Linked DNA regions of Homo sapiens: regions 1 and 2 are each linked to region 3. The links are chromatin contacts, found by Hi-C or POLR2A ChIA-PET in ENCODE. All regions are on one chromosome and are shown on one strand. Each heading gives the region's core, a stretch centred on a gene start or an enhancer-like site at or near the end of the contact. The rest is flanking DNA. Distances are from core to core; before and after follow the strand shown.

What was found. Hi-C counts contacts between places; a loop is a spot of excess contacts on that map. ChIA-PET counts read pairs that join two places held with the same protein, here RNA polymerase II (POLR2A). Pooled maps may share reads with other maps.
Region 1: a pooled map shows a loop between it and region 3 (2.6-fold over the local background). The contact joins the promoter of CASTOR1 here to the enhancer-like site in region 3. A Hi-C loop is called at or near these places in 1 of 168 maps with a recorded cell type or tissue (CD14-positive monocyte) and 4 of 50 pooled maps. POLR2A ChIA-PET finds 5 or more read pairs at or near these places in 3 of 52 experiments (Caco-2, MCF 10A and WTC11).
Region 2: a loop to region 3 is called in a pooled map, with 3 times the contacts of the local background. The contact joins two enhancer-like sites. A Hi-C loop is called at or near these places in 1 of 168 maps with a recorded cell type or tissue (posterior vena cava) and 2 of 50 pooled maps. POLR2A ChIA-PET finds 5 or more read pairs at or near these places in 4 of 52 experiments (A673, BJ, Caco-2 and 1 more).

What each region holds. Positions count from the first base shown.
Region 1 is chr22:30,288,029-30,291,037 of GRCh38, forward strand. It overlaps CASTOR1 (cytosolic arginine sensor for mTORC1 subunit 1), which reads right to left and starts at 1,477. Exons shown (of 9, transcript NM_001037666.3): 1 at 1,357-1,477; 2 at 678-748. The coding sequence starts at 1,469. RefSeq lists silencers at 1,135-1,214, 1,415-1,854 and an enhancer at 2,735-2,794.
Region 2 is chr22:30,304,385-30,307,333 of GRCh38, forward strand. It overlaps TBC1D10A (TBC1 domain family member 10A), which reads right to left. Exons shown (of 9, transcript NM_031937.3): 2 at 147-246. Among named protein-coding and RNA genes, the nearest start is that of CASTOR1, 16 kb to the left of the region's middle. RefSeq lists an enhancer at 292-791. Within about 2 kb of position 1,272, at least 36 of the 41 ENCODE cell types and tissues checked have a DNase peak (open chromatin) inside an H3K27ac peak, as active enhancers do.
Region 3 is chr22:30,195,179-30,198,452 of GRCh38, forward strand. All of the region lies in intron 1 of LOC105372988 (a long non-coding RNA gene), which reads right to left. It also overlaps a transcript of HORMAD2 not described here. Among named protein-coding and RNA genes, the nearest start is that of LIF-AS1, 42 kb to the right of the region's middle. RefSeq lists an enhancer at 1,188-1,307. Within about 2 kb of position 1,498, at least 38 of the 41 ENCODE cell types and tissues checked have a DNase peak (open chromatin) inside an H3K27ac peak, as active enhancers do; they include CD14-positive monocyte, where a contact is called at or near this core.

The DNA of each region.
Region 1 (3,009 bases), core at 227-2,726, 93 kb after region 3:
AGGCCTGCAGTGGAGCATGGGGACAGGCTAAGCTCCAGCTAGCTGGCCTGAGACTCCAAGCCTGTGAGGATGGGCAGGGCCAGCAGCAGGAGGAGGAGCTAGGCGTCAGCTCCAGGCCCCAGGGAGGGCCCAGGCTGGCGTCCAGTCCTGAGCTGGGGCCAGGGCCTGGGTGGCTGCTATTCACCCCAGCACAGCCAGGAGGCCTCCAGGACCCTCCCCTGAGATGGCTGCCTGCTCCTGCATTCCTTCCCTCAGACTCCTGGAGTTTCCAGACCAGCAGGGGAGGAGGTGACCCAAACCAGAGAGTAAGACCAGGAGGAAATAATACCCAGGGATTTCTAACAGCAGCACTTGACTGGAATCATAACAGAGGCCCTTCTGCAGGCCTAAGACTGCTGAGTGCCCCTCAGCGGTTTTAAGTTTATAAAGGCCTCATGGGACCCTATGTATCAGAACCATAACTATACCCATTTTACATAAGAGAAAACAGCTCAGAGAGGGAAAGTGATTTGCTCAAGGGCACACAGCCAGGGAGTGGTGGAGTAGGATTCGAACCCCGACCCATCTGCTTTTAAGGCTTAAGCTCTTGGGACGGATCCCAGCAACTGGTGAGAACCCTACAGAAGGGGAGCACGACAAGCCCCTCCCGTACTCCCGTTCCCCAGACCAACCCCCACCTTTAAAGCCCTCCTCGTCCACCATAAGCGTGTAATCCTCAGGGGTCTCCGTCAGGCTGAAGAACTTGCACCTGGTTGGGGGTGGGGAGCATCTTCAGCTTGGTGTGGAGAACTAGGGGTCGGGAGTGGATTTCTCTCCATCTGCCCCGAGACACCCCCGCGACCCTGGGCCGGGCGCCTTCTTGCCCTCTCGGCCTTTAATTTCCAGGCCAATGGGATGTTAGCCCCATCTCGGGGGTTGGGGGCTACTTTCCGGCCTCCCGACCTCTCCAGGAACCCTCCACCCCTCCACTCCTGGAGGGAGGAGAGGTTCACACCCGCGGCGACAGCCCCAGGGGCGTCGGACCTTGGACCCCCTAGTCCAGCCCCTCTGACATGAAGGGAGGCGTCCTGGAAGGAGCTCCCCGCAGTGACCAGGTAGGAATGCCCCCATTTGACACTACTGAGTTAAGCATTGCCCATCCCAGGCTGTTTGCGCTTTGCCCCTGGGAGGGGGCCTCACGGGGCCGGATAGGCGGCGGTCCCCCAGGCCGGATGGCGGCCGGACGGGGAGAGTCCTCCCCACCCGCTCCCGCCCGCCTGCCTGCCTGCCTTACGGCGATCCTAATCCTCCGACCCTGGCCCGGAGCGAGAGCAGAGCCCCCAGCCCCTATCTGCGCTCCCGAACCCGGGCGCGCACCGGCTGCGGCGGGGCAGGAAGAGCAGCTTGATGAGCGGGTGGGTGTAGAGCCAGAGACCGGGACGGGCGACGCTCAGCACCCGCACCCGGTGTTCTAGGATGTGCAGCTCCATCGCGGCTCGCGCGGACCCGACCCCGCCGCCAACTAGACCCAGGCCGCACGGGAGGCGGGGCGGCGGGGGTGGTGCCCGAGCCTTAAAGGAGCCGCTGCGCTGCCGCGTCCACGCCGCCCGCTGCGAGGCTGACCCGCCCAGCCAGGCGCGGCGTCCGGCTCCTTGACGGCCACGCCCCGCGGGAAGAGAAGCCTATTGGGTGGTCACGCCTCCTCCTAACGCCAGAACCTCATCCCGCTTTCCAGCCAGCCCACCGAGACCGCCCCGAACGGCTCCGCCTTTTTTAGTACTGGCTCGGGGATAGACCCCACCCCGTCTGACTCCTCCAGGCCCCGCCCCTGACGCGCCCCCTCCCTGGGCTCCGCCCTTTCCGCGGAAAGCCAGCTGCGCAGCCGGTGGGAGCATCCCGGAGGGGACGTTTCTGTCCTTCTGGCACACACGTGGGTTTCATGATTGAAGTCCTTGAGACAGAAGGGACACGAAACAAACTGGAGCTCGGCTAGGACCAGAACGCTGCCCCCAAATCCCCGGAGCAATGAGAGGCACAGGTCTGCTGTGCAGCGCTGTCCCCCGGGCGCCTTTCGCTCTCCTGCCTCTCATGGCTGCAGGGGGCAGGGCCGCCAACACAGGATTGCGATTGATACCTACCCTTCCCCGCTTGCGAGGGGGCTGACAAATTGAAACCTGGCCTGGTAGCCCCACTTGTTCCTTTCATCCAACTTTCAAAATAGAAGGCTCCTCACCAGGGGCACACAGAGGTAGAATCCTAGCCACCTCTGCCTGAGCGACATACTTTGGGTTAGGGGGCTGCAGGTGGCCAAGGCCTAAGGCTTGAGGTCCCTCGATACCAACAAAACCCGGAAGTGCTTGAGCCAGTAATGCCCAGTGCTCAGACTTTGGTGGGGGAGGCCCTTGCAGCTGAGGTTCAGTGAGTACTCAGACCTCAAGCCTGAAACTTGAGCCCCAAAGCCTGCAGCCCTTAGCTAGCCTGTGCACATCTAAACTTGCTTCAGGTTCAAGGAGGCCCCCGGCACTGGCAGACACCCCAGATCTTATCAGGCCTTCACAGGTCTAAGACCCCCCCAAGGCTAAGCAGGCATCAGCATGTCCATGTTGGCTCCATGCAGGGCTGAGAATGCTCCAGGGGACCCTTGCCTGGCCTGAGCACCCTGAGGCCTCAGATGTGAGGCTTTGAACCAAGTAGACTAAAGCAGGCCTCAGGCCTGATTGGGACCCAGCAGGCCTAAGCAGGCCCTCTGCCTGCTCTGGAGCCCCCACCATAGGCAGATGGAAGCCAAGCTAAGCCTCCTCCCTGGACTCTCGGGCTTGACACATTCCTGTGAAACACTATGTAGCCACCACATCCTGGCCTATCCCCTGGAGGACTAGGGGAAGGAGGAGCTTCTCAAAGGCTGAGCCCATCTCATCAATGGCAGGTGCAGACAGAGTGGGAAACCATGGGGCTGAGGGGAAGGAGGCAGGAAGTGGAGTGGCCTACCCTGATAGTCTCTTGAAACCCTTCACCTCCCTAGGCCTCAGT
Region 2 (2,949 bases), core at 22-2,521, 110 kb after region 3:
TGTCCTGCACTGGCAGTTGGAGGACACCTAAGGCATCTGGCAGTTATAGAAGCCTCTGCTTTCCTAAGCTGATGAAGTTCCTCCCTCTTCCTCCTCCTCCCCAAGCTGCCAACTCCCAGCCCAATACCTGAGGCCAGGCCCCTCACCTTTTTGTGCTTCTTGGCCATCCATTTGTCCCAGTTGTTGAGCATGTCCAGCCACTTGGACTCCCTCTGCCTCAGCACCTCCAGGGGTACTTCCTCCAGCCTGTGGAGCAGAGGGCAGGGCCTGTGAGAGGTGCCAAGGGAAGCAAAGGCCCTGGCTTCATTCCCAGCCGCCAGCCTGGTCAGACCTCCATTCTTCCTGCCTACCATCCCTGCTGTTCCCTTCAGGACTGCTACCTCGGACCATCCTATTGCAGATGAGAGGGAACACGCCACCTCCCCATCCACCGCCTCAAGGCATAAGCTAGAGAGACAGCAGGTGGTTCAAGTGCCTACTTCCCTAATGTGGCCAGGACCCATGGTACCTCTCTGAGGCAGAGGCTGAGTGAGTGTCTGCATCTGTGCAGCAAAGCAAAGCATTCCTGTCCTGGGTCTGCCTTAGTCAATAAGCCTCTTCAGAGGGCCGGTGTACAAGGTGCAGAGTTGAACACAAAAACTAGTCAAACGAGTACAGAAATAATATGCTCACCTCTTTACTTGAGCCAAACTCATTACTCAGAGTTTCCCCAATTATGCCCTGGCCCTTTCCCTCTCAGCCTTTATTCATGCCAGTAACTTTGCTGGAATGCTTCCCAAATCGTCTCCACCCATCAAAATCCTACACACACTTCAAAGCCCCATCAAATACCACTTCTTCTATCTGTAGATCTACTGACTGGGCAGCTAGCACAACTGTGTTGCAGTGTTCTAGGGCGAGGGCCTCTGGATGGGTTATGGGGATGCCGTCCCATGATTAAAACAAAGTCTTGACCCTCATGGAGTTGATATTCTGGTGGGCACTGAATGTGGGGAAAACACCTCAGCACCAAGGTGCTTTTTTCTGCTTTCTTAACAGAATAAGGTATTAATGACAGACAAGGAAACAGGCTTAGAGAGGTAAGATACTCAGGAAAGGTATCTTGCTTAGCGTTCAATCAGTGGAAAAACCCAGACTCAAATACAAGTCAGGTCCCAGCCAAGAGCCAGCACACAGTGCTGCCTGACCTCTCAGAAAGGAGCACAGAGTCGGAGGCAGCTCAGAGGAGGTTCTCAGGAACAGGACACAGTGGGGCTGGGGCTTGGCCCAGGCCTGAGTCTCTGATCCTCTCTCTGCCGGAAGGAAATGTGCTACTGTGACTTTTACTGGTTGGAAGAGCAGAGGGAGGGGCCCTGGCAGAGCTGAGGCCTCTAAGACACAAAAGGGAAGGTCTTCTTCAGTGCATTTTATCTGGGGAAGTGCCCAGGCCTGAGAGTAGCCTTGGAACTGAACGTCTGAGGAAGGACTACAGCCCAGGCAAAGGAGGCCCCCTCAACGCACTGATACAAGGCACCCCACCTTGAACTGCTGCCCCTCTCACCACCTAAAGGCAGAACTAGGGCATGAGTTACTCCTTTCTTTGCCTTTCCTGATAAAAGCAAAGCAAGGACCACGCCTTTACAAAAGGTCAGGTAATTTACAAAGGGATATGTATCTCCGGGCAACCCCCAAACATCCCAGGAGCAGAAACTAAGGGCCCACACCTCCCAGGCCATGATACCTTCCACCACCTATAATGCACTGCTTATGCAACAAGTCAGAGGAACAGCCTTCTAGTTAACCAGTCAGAAGGGTGCCCAAACTGAGTCAACAGGAAGTTCTGGCAGTTATGGATGTAGATAATGGCTAATCCAATATCCCCACTGCACAGATGAAGAAACTGAGGCTTACAGAGGGCAAGGTTTTCACTTGAGATTACCAGTTTCCAAAGAACTCACAGGTGATTAAATATGTCTATCTGATACCTCAACCCTCAGTCTGGCTTTATTGATAAAATCTAACTGCAGGGACTCAAAGATGCCCATTCTCCCAACTGCAGATACACAGAGGAACATGTTAAATTCAGAGTTCTTTTAACTGATGCCAGATAACAGCTTTGGCAGTTTCAAACCCCCAATGTCAAACCTCAAACCGGAACTTCAGAAGAGTACAAAACAAACTACCATATTTCCTGGATTCTAAGACACCACTGATTTTAAGCTACACCATTGATTTGGCAAGATCTTCTCAGAAACAAACAAAAAACCCACTACTACTTTAACTGTGCATGTCAATTGAAAGATCTGTTTTGATTTTTTAAATCCTAAATTAGGAAAATTTTAAGGCAATATGGCCATCTGAATGGCTTTTCCTTTAACAGCAGAGGAGTTTAATCTACCTGGAGATGGTGAGAAGGAAGACACTGGAGGTCTGGCTGTACCCAGCACTCAGCGTACCACATGCTCTCTAACTGCAGGTAGATGTCTCTAGGCACAGGATATACTCCTGAAACATTGCAGGCTATCTATTTTTTTTGTTGTTAAATCAGAAGAGTCACATATCCTTCAATTAACTCAGTCAGGATCTTAGAAAACATCTGATCCAACTGCTGTCTGATATAGAAATCCTTTCTACATTAGGCAAGTCCCCTTTCTTCTCTGATCCTCAGTTTCGCTATATGCTTGTACAGTCTATCTTATGAATTTGACCCTCTAAGGAGGCCCACAGAGGAGCTGTGGGATGAAGCTGGGGCCAGAGGGGTCCCTGAAAATAGTATGACAGTGTAGAAGCCCTGAGGAGGCTTCCTCCTGACAGTGGAGAGGGCAGGAACCAATTGCTAGTGAGAGAGAAGCTGGCCCAGTATAAGGGACCACAAATGGCCCATGGGGGATGTCGCAAATCTGGCGGCCTCACTCATCCTCCAGAAAACCCCTCCTTCCTTAAGGTAGACTGAGGGAGTCTCTGAAGCCA
Region 3 (3,274 bases), core at 248-2,747:
CGAGACTCCGTCTCAAAAAAAAAAAAAAAAAAGGAAAACCAAGAGTAAACAACATTGATTTTCTTTACTTTATTTTTGAGATAATCCAAAAAAATAGTTATGAGCTAGCATTTTTTAACAATTTATCTTCCAAGATGAATGATCCTTTCATTTCAAGGAGCTCAAAGTACTTGACATCCCAGTCTCATTCAGGCTTGTCTCATATCTGAACCGCTATGTCAGGGGCAAGACTGTCAAACCTCCTCTCTCAGATAAGAAGGATTCACAAAGAGGGGAAGTGAGTTGTTCAAGGTCACAGTGAGTCAATGGCAGGGCAGGCTCTTTGACTGAGGTCTCCCAACCCTCAGGCCTGCACACTGCCTTGTGCCCATGCAAAGGATACCTCAACTAGGAATGTCCCCCACATACCAGAAAAACCAACCTGAATGAACATCCTTTCTGAAGATAGAAATTACCTGAGATATTTAAGGTTCAACCAATCTCATTTTGTAGATGAGGAAACTGAGGCTTAGTGAACTCAGGCCTGGGATTCCTTGTACTACATCTTACCATCCTATCTACCCATAAAATGGTAGGCCCAGAAACAACCTACATGATTACCTGGAACCAACTAGGCTATCATCATCAGCTCCACTGTCTGGAAATATAAAGGCTCACATTGGCTTTGGCCACCAAAGAGAGGAAACATTCTGCAATCCTTAAAAACTCATGGCCGAAGGGGGTGGGGAGAACTGTTTGAGCCTTGTACTTACAAAGTCAAAAGGGAAAACATGTGTTTCACATTTGTCTTGGGATGGGAAAGAAAAACTTTTCCTTTCACTTAATCTTGGTTTAAACAAACAGAGAGACTGCCCTTTCTGTAAACTCACCGAATGTCAAATATTGTTCACTCGCATGGCATTGGCTTACTAAGCCACTACAGAGCCACTTCCCTCACGTAATCCCCTCAATCCAAAGGCACTTCAACTTGAAGAGGATCAACTGAAATAATACACATTTCCTCTGATGATTGGACAAGAGGCAGCCGATGGAATCAGGTTTCCAAACCTATAACCCCTGGTTTCAGCCGGAGACTTGAGGCAATACAGCTTCAGTCATGACTCAGGATTTTGCGAGTGAAAGCAAGCACGTCAAGTGATGTAAGAAAATTCCCCCATTCCTCCAACCCACTGGCTTCCTCCTCCCTGGAGAATTCAGTCAGACAGCATTGTGTTGGGGGTGGGGGAGAAACAGAGGTATCCTGTCACTGGGTGCTGAGCTGCCGGCACGCCTCCTATCACCATTGCCATGGCCAGCGTCATCACCATCGCGGTGGCCAGCGTCAGCGTTTGACAAAGGAAGTACTCAGTTACAATTACCTTCCTGTTGGCCAGCAGCTCAGATAATTGCTTTGCAATGTGTGTGAGAACCTCATAAATTAAACCAAGAAACAGAGGGGCCAGGTCTGGGCTGAAGGGAAGTGTCAAGTGGAGGAGGCAGTGATGCAAGGCTACCTTTGAAGTCACTTTGTTTGTGAAAAGTCTGCTGTGCTCTCTTAAGGAAACTCCACTGGAATGAGGTTTCTGTGCATGTGGGGTTTAGGGCTATTGTTTTTGGCTCTGACTTTCACCTCAAGCCCTAGCTAGGACATGTATAAATCCCATAACAACAGCCTGACATGAAATTGCTCACCCTCTCATTGCATCAGGGGACTTTTACTCAGGCGGATTTTGAATGCCTCATTGTTTAATAGGACAGGAAGTTTACTCTCAATGTAAATGAGGAATCCTTTTTCTCCCCGCCTTACCTCCTTGGAAGATTCTTACAGAGGCCTGACTTGTTGGCCCTAGTCTAGCTTCTGGTCTAGCTCCTTCCATAAAAGCAGCTGCAGCCCAGCAGCAGCCTCCCAGTTTCTTTATTAGGGTAAGGCTTTTCTTAGGACCAAAGTTTTTGGGCAGGCTTTTCCCTAGAGGGAGTGCTGGGTGATGGGTTAAGTAAGGGCCACCCAGGGACAGGGTGGGGTTGGATGTGAAAAGGGTTGGATTTTCTCTTTTCAGTTTCTTCATTCTGAACTGGACCTAGGTTTTTTTTTTAATCACAGAGAGGGAAGCCCCATCTCTAAATCTTATGATGCTTTTCTTCCTTGGGATATATCACAAGGAAAAAGTGGGTGACTAGCCCACATTTGTGGCATAAGGATAGGACTCTGAAGTCCAAATGTATCAGATTAACCAGCATGAGCAAGAGGATGCCTAATTCAGAACCATGACCCTACCCTCTGTTAGAGCAAATCTCTGAGGATAGAAACTTCTAGAAAAATCCTTGTGGGCTCCCCCACATCTCACACCACACTCTGTAGGCAAACCCTTTAAAAAAGGCACAAGTATAACCCTCTCAATCTTCTTCTGATGCCCTCAGCAACAAGATTGGCTGAGAGATCTTCAAAGGGAGAATAATCTCAGATACAATTACTTTAGTCAAAGGAAACCAGTTATGGACAACAACTAGGGAAATGACAGAGACACCAACTCAGTAAGATGAGGAAGCCCTAGTTTATTTGGTTTGTATATCCAGAATCTTTTTTCCTACACATCTGAAAAGATACCAATAATGAGTTAAAAAAAAAAAATCAAGTCAACCACTGCACATGTAGACCTAGAGATTAGTCTAAGGTTGAATTCCCATCACCATTGCCTTCCACACACAGCTTCATCAACAATGATGAAGAGTCAAGGATGGGCTGGGCAGGTGGCTCAGGTCTGTAATCCCATAACTTTGGGAGGCCAAGGTGGGTGGATCACTTGAGGTCAGGAGTTCAAGACCAGCCTAGGCAACATGGTAAAATCTGTCTCTACTAAAAATATATTAAAAAAAAAATTTAGCTGGGCATGTGGTGCACACTGGTAATCCCAGCTACTCCAGAAGCTGAGGCAGGAGAATCACTTGAACCCGGGAGGCGAAGGTTGCAGTGAGCCGAGATCGAGCCACTGCACCCCAGCCCGGGCAACACTTGCTCTGTCTCAAAAAAATAGGAAGAGTCAAGGATGATCCCTGACAGTAAATATGCTAAAGATTTATTTGTTTAAAATTGCAACATTAACCAGAGTTTTACACACTTGTATATGTGTATACGCATGTAAGTGTGTGATTGTGATTTTATTTGCACCAGGTCAGGTATAACTAAGCAAGAAGTAGCAGCCTTGCTTGTGGCCGGAGCTCTGTTCTCAGAGCTGCTTTCACATTACAGTCACCTGTAGAGATTCATCCACAACACACAGATACCTGAATGCCTGAG